Regions from separate parts of the Mus musculus genome. Here region 2 is linked to region 1. A link is a contact called in ENCODE Hi-C or POLR2A ChIA-PET data. All regions are on one chromosome and are shown on one strand. Each heading gives the region's core, a stretch centred on a gene start or an enhancer-like site at or near the end of the contact. The rest is flanking DNA. Distances are from core to core; before and after follow the strand shown.

The links. A loop is a pair of places that touch in the nucleus more often than their neighbours do. ChIA-PET counts read pairs that join two places held with the same protein, here RNA polymerase II (POLR2A).
Region 2: a loop to region 1 is called in a map of gastrocnemius, with 2.2 times the contacts of the local background. The contact joins the promoter of Disp2 here to the promoter of Ankrd63 in region 1. A Hi-C loop is called at or near these places in 2 of 37 maps with a recorded cell type or tissue (both gastrocnemius). POLR2A ChIA-PET finds 5 or more read pairs at or near these places in 1 of 5 experiments (embryonic stem cell).

Annotation. Positions count from the first base shown.
Region 1 is chr2:118,701,203-118,706,565 of GRCm38, forward strand. It overlaps Ankrd63 (ankyrin repeat domain 63), which reads right to left and starts at 2,761. Exons shown (of 1, transcript NM_001081971.1): 1 at 1-2,761. The coding sequence starts at 2,236. The coding sequence ends at 1,064. It also overlaps a transcript of Plcb2 not described here.
Region 2 is chr2:118,775,640-118,781,215 of GRCm38, forward strand. It overlaps Disp2 (dispatched RND tramsporter family member 2), which reads left to right and starts at 4,080. Exons shown (of 8, transcript NM_170593.3): 1 at 4,080-4,305. Phgr1 (proline/histidine/glycine-rich 1) reads left to right here. Exons shown (of 4, transcript NM_001145644.2): 3 at 142-149; 4 at 2,076-2,526. The coding sequence ends at 2,396.

The sequences.
Region 1 (5,363 bases), core at 1,511-4,010:
CCTGCTGCTTTCTGCTTCATACACAAAGGCTCAAAACACGAGTTCTTTTGAGGGTTGGGAGAAATACAATTAAGCAAAAATCCTTCCTAGCTGTTCCACCCTCTTGGAGCACCCACGTGTGGAATGGGGGAGCTGGGAGGAAGGAGGGGGTGGGGTGCTATGTCCTTTCCATTTCAGGCCTCTGGGACTAAGTGGAAATATAAGTAAGGCTGGGCCAGGAGAAGGGAAAACATTGATCCTCAAAGATGAAATTCAAACGCAATCATTTGGGGGGTCAAGCAGGCCCAGAAGCCAAGAGTTAGTAGGGGCTTGGGGAAGCAGTGACCCACCAGTATCAATGAAGTTAGATCCCATAGTCTTGACTGAGACAGAGTCAAAGGAAGTTGATTTCCCAGAAGGGAAAGCTGGTAAACACCTAAAGGGGGCATTGCGTCTCAAAATATTCCTGTTGCCTTGAGTCTCTGCCTCAGAAAACCTTAACCATTGGATTCCTTCATAATCAGCCCTCTTGTCCAAAAAGCTTACGTGGCCACGTTAGTTCCTCCTTTCTTCCAACACTTACAGGGAAGGGAGACTTTGGTAGTTTGTCAAACTATTATGGTCAGCATCAGCAGGCACAGCCGCCTGGGCCCTTGTTCTTCCGAAGCCAGCTCTGCCGTTACCTGGCTGCCAAGGTGATAGGAAAAGTTAAAAATAGGCAAGGGATGCTGCGGGTACCGAGCCTAGGCAGTTGAACCTCAAGGCTGGGGCTGGGCCTGAGCCATCCACCTTTCCGGCTAGAAAGCTGAAGCCCACAGAAGCAGCCGTTGTTCACACCTCCTTTTTCCCCCAGGACAAGGAAATCAAGCTGGAGGAAGGTGGGAGATTTACGTGGGAAATACCAAAGAGCAAAAAGATGGGATCTCTTTCTTACATCTGGTGGAGGACTACAGGAAATCTCCCTTTAGCAGTGGGGACAAAGGGTGGGCAGAAAACTGCAGAGAAAGGGAGGACTTGGAAGAATGGGAGACATCTCAGTAGCTAGAGACAGAGTGAACTTTACAGGGCGCGACCTTCGTGCTCCTTACCGCTGAGCCTGCAGTACCACAGCCTCTGTGCCCGCCTGCCAAGGCTTTGGCCCAGGCACTGAGAAAGGCAGAGCGTTGTTCTCTAATTCTGGGCCACTCTCAGGCCCTGAAGCCTCCCCGACCAGGCTGGGGATGTCTGGAGCTGTGGACCGTCGGCGCAAACCCAGGCGGCCAGAGCCGGGGCAGCCCTCGGGATGAGGACTAAGGCCGACCGGGGCTTGCATTAAGGCCAGTGGCGCTCCCTCCAGCACCTCCTGCGAACGCCACCGCCCACTCCCCGAAGACTGGGGTGAGTTTGGTCGAGCCATCAGAGCTCCTGCCCTAAGGCGTGCTGTCTCCTCCTCGGTCATGGTACCCAGAGCTAGGCTCATGCTCCGGCCCAACTCTGGTCTCTCATTGCCTTGTGCCCTATAACGGACCGAGCCCTTGCCAGCAGAGGCAAGCTCGCCTCCGTGGCCGTGGCCATGGCCGTGACCGTGACCGTGGCCGCCGGCAGCTCGCGCAAACCGTGCCAAAAGAGGGCGCGGTAAACGACGGGGACTGGGTCGTCGCCGCTCTGGGCTGGGCGCCGGGGCAGGGTGGCCAGGGGGACTGTCGGAGTTGGAACCCCGGGCCGCTGCCGCAGCGGCTGCCCGACCCCAAGGCCCGGTGAGGGCTTGCACACAGGTCCCGTGGCCGCGGGAGGCAGCCAGCTGCAGTGCGGTGAGGCCCGCCCGGTTGGTGCGGTCAAGGCGTAAGCCCAGGCGGCGGAAAGAGCGCACCAAGAACTCCAGCACCGCCCCGTGGCCGCACGCCGCCGCCCACATCACCGGGCTGTTGCCCGCCGAGTCCGTCGCCTCCGGATCGCCGCTGAACTGCACCAGGAGCTGCACGGCGTCTAAGTGGCCTCGCTCGCAGGCCAGGCTGAGTGCAGTGCGGCCCCGCTCGTCCCGCAGGTTCACGGCTGCACCTTGCTCCAGCAGCAGTCGCACGAAGCGCGAGCGCATCGCGGGGTCCGGCAGCCCCACGGCCACCATAAGCGGCGTCCGGCCCTGCTCTGCGCGGCAGTCGATGATGCTGCGGTCCAGCGCGTCCAGCACGAAACGGGCCAAGTGCACTTTGCCGGCCTGCATGGCCTCAAGGAAGGTGCGCGTCCCCGCTCGGGGACACAGGTCCTTGGGCTTGAGCATGGCTCCGGCCGCCGCGCCCCGGAAGTCCGACGCACGGGGGCGCCCCTGTTCCCTCACCCCACGGGGCTACGGCCCCGGCCCGGACACCGGTACCGCTCTTTCCAAGCGGCGTGTAGGTGGCTGCAACCAAGTGTCCTGCAGTTCCCGCTCAGGTCTCCCTACCGCTCGGCTGCCTCGCCGCTCCCAGGGCGTCTTGCTTTTCCTCCCTGGCCCCCCACGCCTGGAGGTGTGGGCTGCTGGCTGCTTCGACTCCCGCTCAAGCTCCAAGCTCGGCCTCCTCAACTCTTGGGCCCTCTTCCCTGTATCCGACGCCCCTTGGTCCCTCGTGGCTTGGAGCAACGCCACTCACCCGCACCCCGGGCAGCCCCTGCTCCCCTGTTGAGCGGGTGGCTCCCGCCTGGCGCGCCTGCCTCCTGCCTCGGCGGGGAGCGCCGCTCCTCCAGCTCCCAGAGCCTCTCCCCGCCTCCTCCTTTCTTGCGGGGGCCGGGACGCTTGCTTTTTTACTTGGGGGGCTCGGCGGCTCCTGAGGTGCCCGACGCCTAGATACCTGGCTTTATAGCTTCAGGGGTCTCCATGGCAATGGCTGCTCTGGAAGCAGACTGCACCTTCGGGGCAGAGACGGACAGGGCAAGGGAGACCGCCCCTGACCCCCACCCCTTCGTGGGCCACGAAGTTGGGGAGCGGCTCCTCCTCCGCGCTCCCCTGGGAATGCGGCGGCGGTTGCGGGGCGGGGGTGGAGGCTGCTCGCCGGGGGCCACATGCACCCGGCGGGGCCAATCCTAAAGTCTCAGTCATCTTTCCCCGCCCCCCGCCTCCGCCGGAATCGGTAGCCTCCGCTGCTTAGAAACTGGCGGGAGCTCCTGCCATCGGTTTTAGGTTAAAGGGACTGGGACCCCACGAGGACAGGACTGGACAGTGCACCAGCTTGAGGTGGGCAAGAGACAGAGGAAAAGTAATTTGGGGTATGAGGCATTTGTGCTCCGGACTGAGGGCGCTCAGTCTGGCTGATAACTGCCATCTAAAGTGCAGCGAATCACAGCCACACACAATTGTGCCTCCCGCACGCGCTCACTCAGAGAAGGGCGGGGGTGCATTCTCCAATCTCAGACGTCTCCAAACCTGACAGCGCGCCCGCGTGCCAGCTCCACGGTTGATCGGTCGCTGTGGAGCAAGTTGACTTAGACACTGGCCGCTCTGACCCAGGGCAGGTGCCTTAGGACCCGAGAGTATGCAGGCATTTGGACTTCCCAGGCACTACCTCCTATCTCCTCAAAGATGGGCTAGTTAGGGTCTAGGAAAGGACAAAAGACACAAGCAAGAATTCCCTGACAGGGCTGGGTTCTCTTGAGCACAAAACCATCTTTAGGCCACAGAGCGCTAGACCTGGCCCCTACAGAAAGGAGACAGCCTGAGATTTTTTTTTTTTTTCAATCAGATGTGTGGAAAACCTACTTCCTTTGGACAATCAGCTCATGGGCGCTAGAGACGGGGAATACTGAAGGCCTAGCAGAGTCTTACAATGAGTGCCCCACAAGCTCCCAGGACTAGAGAAAGGGCTTGAGAATAGTTGAAATGGAGTTTATTTGTAGAATAAGTGAAGAGCTAGGGACTTTTCGCAGCTGGTCGAGTATTTGCCCAGTATACACGAAACGATTGGTTTGATTCATTCCCAGGATGAAGCCAGGTGTGGTGCTATAAGCTAACAACCCAGCACTTGAGAGATGGAGGCAGGAGGCTCAGAAGTTCCAAGATCATCCTCAGCTACAGTTAGGTTGAGGCCAGCCTGGGCTACATGAGACCCTATGGTTGTGTTTCCAGCAATGGGAAACACAGATGCACAAACTGAATGAATGAGACTTGTCTTCTCAGTCAGGAAGACGAACCCAGGACTGAGAACATCTGCTAAATGCAAACTCAAAACAGCCATTGGATGGAAGGACAAATGATGGGAAGGAGAGGGAACTAAGATCCTCTGAAGGCAACAGCAGAGTTAGTCCTTTAAGGATGAGAGACGCAGGCTAAGAAACAAGGAAGACGGCCAGGCAGAGGGGTTACAGGGACAAAGGCACCCAACAGACACAATGTGGAGGGTTGTGTTCAGGGGTCCTATGCTGTAAGAGAAAGGAAGTCCAGTGAAGAATGGAGGGGGTGTCCAGTCTGGTTGCTTTGCGGGACACGCCTGAGGATTCTGTGAGGAGTGCTCTGCCCCGGGGAGCAGGGGCTGGGGAGGCCCCGGAGCATCTGTGTCTTCTGGACTACCTAGGCTCCAGGATGGCCTAGGAGTGGATTCGGGCTAGACCATACAACAGGGACTCATGCTCCCCTTTGTCCTGTGAGGCATATTACTAAGTGCACAGTCGGTGAACTGAGCCCCCACGCATTTCTTGGCAGGAGAGTTAGGTCTCAGCCTGTGTCATACACTGGCAGTGTCAACCCAGGCCTGCACAGTCCCATCTGTGCAGAGGGAGCAGAGACAGAAACTCCGCCTGCACCACACAGGGTCAGGAGCCAGTTGGAGAAGCACCATTTAGAGGGACCTCAAAGTCCGTCCCATCAGCATCCAGGTGACACTCTCCACTCCCAGGAAGGTGACAGGCATGCTCCCACTCCTTAAGCAGAAGAAAGGCTTTTGTCCTTTTAGGACTCAGTTTTCCCTGTTTTCATCGTGAGAGAAAAATGCTTTCTTCCCTTTTTTTTTTTTCTGCCTTTGGGATCAAGAGGAAGGCTAGGCTGTGCACCTCCATGAAAAAAAGCATCAAGCCTCCCCCACCTCCCCAGCCCCTCTTCCCAAGTGCCTCCCTGAACCAGCTCAGCTTTGCCTGTGCCCCTGTTGCCTATGGTGGAAGGAAACAATGTATTTGGGGGTGGGGTGTAGTGGGAAAATTGGTCAAGTCTTCAGAGCCTCACTCTGGTCTGTGCTGAGTTCCCAGATGGGCAGTGAGTCCCAGGTTTCAGAACCTAGAGCCTTTGCTCTGACTTTCTACCCTTGGCTCACTATGTTCTGAACAGAAAAGAAACAGCAAAAGCTGGGGGGAGAAAAAAAAACCCAGAGATTTCACTGTGGAGCACAGAGGCTCCAACAGCCGGAATTAGAAGCTGTCGCTTAGGGAGCTGAAGGCTGACAGGA
Region 2 (5,576 bases), core at 2,830-5,329, 76 kb after region 1:
GGCAAGTGGCCAAGTCTGAGGAGCTGTGGTGGGGGCAGGAGTGAACACAGGAACTAGCATCGGAGAAGAGGCAGGGGCAAGTTGTCCCCTTCAAAACCAAAGGACTGAAACCACTCTCTTTTCCCCCTTTCTCTCTAACAGGTGGCAAGGTAGGCACATTCTCGAGCCTTCCTCCCTCCCCTTCTTTGTGCCCCCCCCCCCCCCCCCGGCTGCTTCTTTCAGACCTCTCACCTCCTTCTTGGACCAGGACTTTGCCAAATGAAGCCAGGAAGACTCAGGCAGCAGCCTGGGAAGGGCGGAGTGCTGCCGCATCCGCCCACCCCCTGCCAACTGCAACCTTCTCCTTGGCAATCTCTCCTCTGTTTTCCCATCTGTCTCTCTCCTTTCCTTACTTCCCTCCCCTGGCCCAGCAGCCCATCCTCTCCCCTGCTAGTTCCCAGCCTGTTCTGTGCTTCCCTGGCTGGCTGGCTTGCTTGCTCTCAAGCCCCAGCCACACTGCAGGCCTGCTAGGCCAGGCTTCTGCAAGGGAAGGAAGGGAAGGCTGCCTGCTCACTACCACCCCCTCCCAACCAGCAGCAGACAGATTTCCTGGCCTGCATCTGTGACCCTGCCATAGAAGGGTGGGAAGTGGCTGTTTCCTAGAGTGGCTGAGCCCTGTTGAGGCAGGGACTGTTGTAAGAGGCTAGCCCCCAGTTATGGAGACTGTCTTCCCTGTAGGTATTCTGCCCTATCAGCCCCTTGGATGGCCAGAGCAGAGTAGGGAGCCATCCCACTCCTGGAACAGAGGGCCATAACCTCATTTCTACACCACTGGGCTTCAGATCCCAGTGCCCTGTGATTTTCCTAGGCCTATAGCAAGAGACAAACACTGCTGGTCTCCAGCCAAGAAAGGTGGAACAGTTCTCTCCCAGGCCTCTTAGATCTGAGAAGTGGAGCTTTCACTTCTTCCTGATTAGGTCTGGCAGCTGCTCGGGGGCATTATAGGCTCATACCTAGACGCCCTGTGTGAACATATGTGTACAGATGTGTACAGATGTGTACATGCTTATGTACCCACCTGCAGGCATATATCCAGACATCGCTATTTTGTTGTGGTGTTTTGTTTTTACAGTACTAGGTTTATGGTTTGTGGACAAATTCTCTACCATTGAACTCCATACCCAGACAAGCTTTAAAATTTTATTTAGTTACTTTTATTTGTGAGACAAGATCTCATTATGTAGCCTTGGCCTGGCCTGAAGCTCACTATGTAGATCAGACTAGCCTTGAACTCATAGAGATCTGCCTGGTTCTAGCCTCTTGTGTTGCTAGAATTAAAAAGCATGTACCAACATACCTGGCTAAAAATTTAAATACAAGGCTTCATTCTATTGCCCTGGCTAATCTGAAACTCACTATTTAGATAAGGCTAGTCTTGAACCCACAGAGATCCACCTGCCTCTGCCTCCTTAAAGGGTTAAAGTGCCACCACACTCCACAACCATAGCTATTGTGTATACATTTAACACACATCTATCTATACACAACATATCCTTGCTGTCCACCCTCTACCTTTGACCTGTTGTTCTTCTTGGAGCCTGGCTTTCTCCCTCCTTGGCTTTCAGGGAGTTCTTCTCCAGCCTCCCAGACCCTGGCTTTCTCTCTGCCGGGCTCTCAGGGGATTCTTCTCCAGCCTCCTCAGCTTCACCTTTGCCCCTGAGTGTAGTAAGCTGTCATTTCTAGCAAGGCAGAACTTGTAGACATTTTGCCAGGGCCTCCAGGATGGGGAAGATAATCTTGTTTCTTACAAATAAATAACTGAAGATTCAGGAAAAGAGGTCACAGCTCTGCAAAAGGGATAAACCTAAAGCATCCAGACTCTTTCCCCTTTTCATTGCCTGATACTAAAGGGCTTCACTGCAAAAGAAGCAGGGCTAGGAGCAGTTCCTTGCTATCTGTATCACCCAACTTCCTACTACACCCCTTGCAGATGCCCAGGAATCCTGAGTCCCTTGGGGAGGGGACGTAAAGAAGAATCGACTGCAGCCATTGGCATTGGCTTTGTACCCTGGCATTTCTCTTTTGGCTTTCCACAGGGGCATTGTGGGCCACCCCCTGGCCATGGTCCGGGACACTGTCATGAGGGACATCACCCTCCAGGACCTGGTGGTCCACACCCTGGCCATGGCCCAGGACACTGTCCTGGAGGACATCACCCTCCAGGACATGGTGGCCCATCCCATGGCCATGGCCCAGGGCACTGTCCTGGAGGACATCACCCTCCAGGACATGGTGGCCCATCCCATGGCCATGGCCCAGGGCACTGTCCTGGAGGACATCACCCTCCAGGGCATGGTGGCCCATCCCATGGCCATGGCCCAGGGCACTGTGGCCCTCACCCTGGTCCACATCACTGAGAAATCAGAAGAAATGAAGACACAAGATGAGGAGTCTGCATGGAATCCCCAGCTGACCTGGCACCGGGTCTAAACTAGAATTTTCCCTTGCAAATAAATAGCCTCTTGGAGGCCATATTTGTTGTTGTTAGAGACTGTCTTTCTTCATATCCGACTGGTCCTCAGAGCCCAGTTCTATCTAAATTTCATTACTATGAAGGCCAGATATCCGTCTTGGCATTCTCAGAAACTTGACTGAGTGGTACCCACAACATATCGCTGCTGAAGATCACTGATCTGATGGGGGCTTCCACAGCTCTGAGTACATTCTCACCATTTCCTGAAAACATACTGAACTCCCAACCTTCTTTTGTTACAGTCTCCTAAATCCCACTCCAGGTGAAGCATGCTCTGCCTGTCTTTCATGCCTTCACATTTCCAAAACCTCCCCAGCCAGCCGCAGCTCCACTGTCTCCAGGAAGCTTGCTTTAAAGCTATTCGAAAGAAATGTCTCTCTTTGTACCCTGCCCTTTCTCTGCCACAAATTGTAGATCAGAGGTGCTATCAACCATCTCCTAGGTCTAGCCACACCCTGGCCTCCTGGCACTGATTTAAGGCTGCCTTTATCTCTGCAGCCAACTGTAAGTCACTCAAGGCACTTACTTCTAAACCTCCAGATCCACTCAGCCCGGGCTCTAGAACCCGTGCCTGCCTAGACCAGCACTTGGACACAATTAAGGGATATCTTTAAGCCAAATCTCTTGAGTCTGACTCTCCTCAGCCCATTGCTTCTAGCTTGTCACCTCCATGCACAGCACAGCCAGGCCCAAAACAGCCTGCTTGTTGTGAAGTTTTTTTGTTTTTTTTTTTTTTTGTTTTTGTTTTGTTTTTGTTTTTTTGTTTTTTGTTTTTTGTTTTTTGTTTTTTCTTTTGCCTAACCAAATCTACCAAGGACTCCTCTACACTGAGGCTTCTCCTACTTCTGGTATTCACTATAATTCAACTACAGTTCTCTAGCCAGGCCTGCCCTTCCGACCAACACCTCAATTCCTTCACAGCTAGTCCCTCGTCGGGGCTGGCAAGTGCTCCGAAGTGGGTGGCTATCAGGTCTCTCTGTAGGTGGAGAGTGGTGGTAACTGCATGAAAGGGGCTGGGCATCCCTCCTCCTCTCACTCCCCCTATCCCTTGTTGCGCACTTAAAAGATTCGAGAAGAGGCTTTAATGTAGGAAGAGGCCGCAGGCTCAGAGCCAGGTCCAAAATGGGAGGAGTGACCCAACTCGAGCAGATACCCATCTCTCCCTCGGGAGGACAGAACACTGAGAGAAGCCTAGAGAAATAAGGGTATTTATGAGACCCAACCTCTCTGCTTCCCTGCGTTACAAAGTGTGGATGCCTGGGGTTCAAGTTGGGAGGATTTTACCCGGGTTGTTCCTTTTTAGTTTCTTGTAAAAAGTACAAGGCGTCCAGGAGGGACGGTCTGGCCATATTACTAAGGACAATGATGAGAGCTGGTCAGGGTAGAGAGGCCTGTACTGCAGCCTACAACCTTCGTGACAACGAACCCCCAGCCCCCCATGCTGCGGCTCTGCCGCAGCTCGTGTCCCTGTCTCCCCTCCATCCTTCCTGCCCTCTGTCCATTGGCGGATTTCTCTTCGGCCCCGCCCAGCGACTGGCCTCTGGAGCTGACGCATGCGCAAGATCCCACCGCTGCCGCTGCTTCAGCACCAGAGCCCGGACAGCGGCGCCGCCCACGGGCATGGACGGTGGTAGCAGCCCCAGCTGCTGCAGCGATCTTCTCTTTGCCAGTTTCTGAACCGCAAGCAGCGGCCTGAGGGGAATACATTAGCCCCAGAAGGCAGCTGCCGGAACAAGTAGGAAGAACCCCTCCGTAGATCCTGCTGGAAGATCTTCTCAGTAAGCCTGCATCAGGTATCCTAAATAGCCGCCGCCACATATCACCTCATCCATTCCCCAGCTCTCTTCTGAAAGCCTTTTCCCGAGGCGAGTATGATTGTACACCTTCATTTTGCCTGGCTAGTTCATCCTCTCTCATCGACACTTGATAATACCAGTTCTCGTTGCTTTCACCTCCTGGGGGACCTGCCCCACCCACTGTTCTCTCCTTTCCCCTAAGGCCGCAGATGTCCATTTCCTTAGCTTCTAGAGCTTCCCCAACTCCCTGAGGCCTTGCCTCTGCGTCTTTGCAAAAGGCCTCAGGACCGCAGCTATGTCGGTCTGCATGTCAGTGAGCAAAGGGGTGTGCATGTACAACGGGGGGAAAAAAGGCTGGCCAAAGCAGGTATCCTAGGGAGAGAAGGCGACATTTGGGATCTACACCACGGGCTGACTGTCTGTCCATCACCATCAGTTCCTTGTCTGCCCACTGCCATCGGTTGCTCTGCTGCCCAGCAAATCGTTGTTTGTTTTCCCTGCATGGCCTCCTGCTTGTGTACACACTGGCTTTAGCCTCCGTGTATGGCAAAAACTAGACTGAAGCCATGACCGCTGAAGGAGCCTGGGGGGGGGGGTGGAAGAGAAAAAAAAAAACCACCTTCCCACTGAGCGCCCATTCCCAGAACTGGGTACCCTTCATTTTTCTGACTTCATCAGACGTGTGGTGGAACAGTCTGGCCAGGTAGCAATATGGCGCCATTTGTGTGTCCTGCCTGACTCTGCCGCCCCCAGAATCTCTCTTCAGACATGACACTTCATCTCTTTCCTGCCTGGACTGAAATAAAAGGCATTTTTAAGAGGCAAAAGGCAGTTGCAGACACCTTATCTCAGATTATCGGATTTAAATTGTACATTCTGTTTCTCAGAAGCAGGAGAAAGCCCCACAGGTGGAAGCAAATGTTTTCTCCCTCTTTTATTAAATTATTACCCTGAGAGAGATAAAATCTTATTCAAGAGGGCAAATCACAGTATGGGTATATTCTCCAGACCAGAGCACAGGCCAGGGACTCTGCTTGGAGCCACAACCTGACCAAAAGAAGGTGGGACTGGGGCTGGGGGTAGGGGTTGCAGCTCAGTGATAAAGCATTTTTTTCTAGCATTGGCAAAGCCTTAGGCTCCATCCCCAAGCACTGCAGAAAAAAGGGGGGGGAGAGGAGGGAGGGAGGGAACAGTGACAAATCAGGGCAGGGCCCAGGACCAGGAGCATCTGTACAAGGGGCTACAGCATCATTGGCTGTCTGGCACAT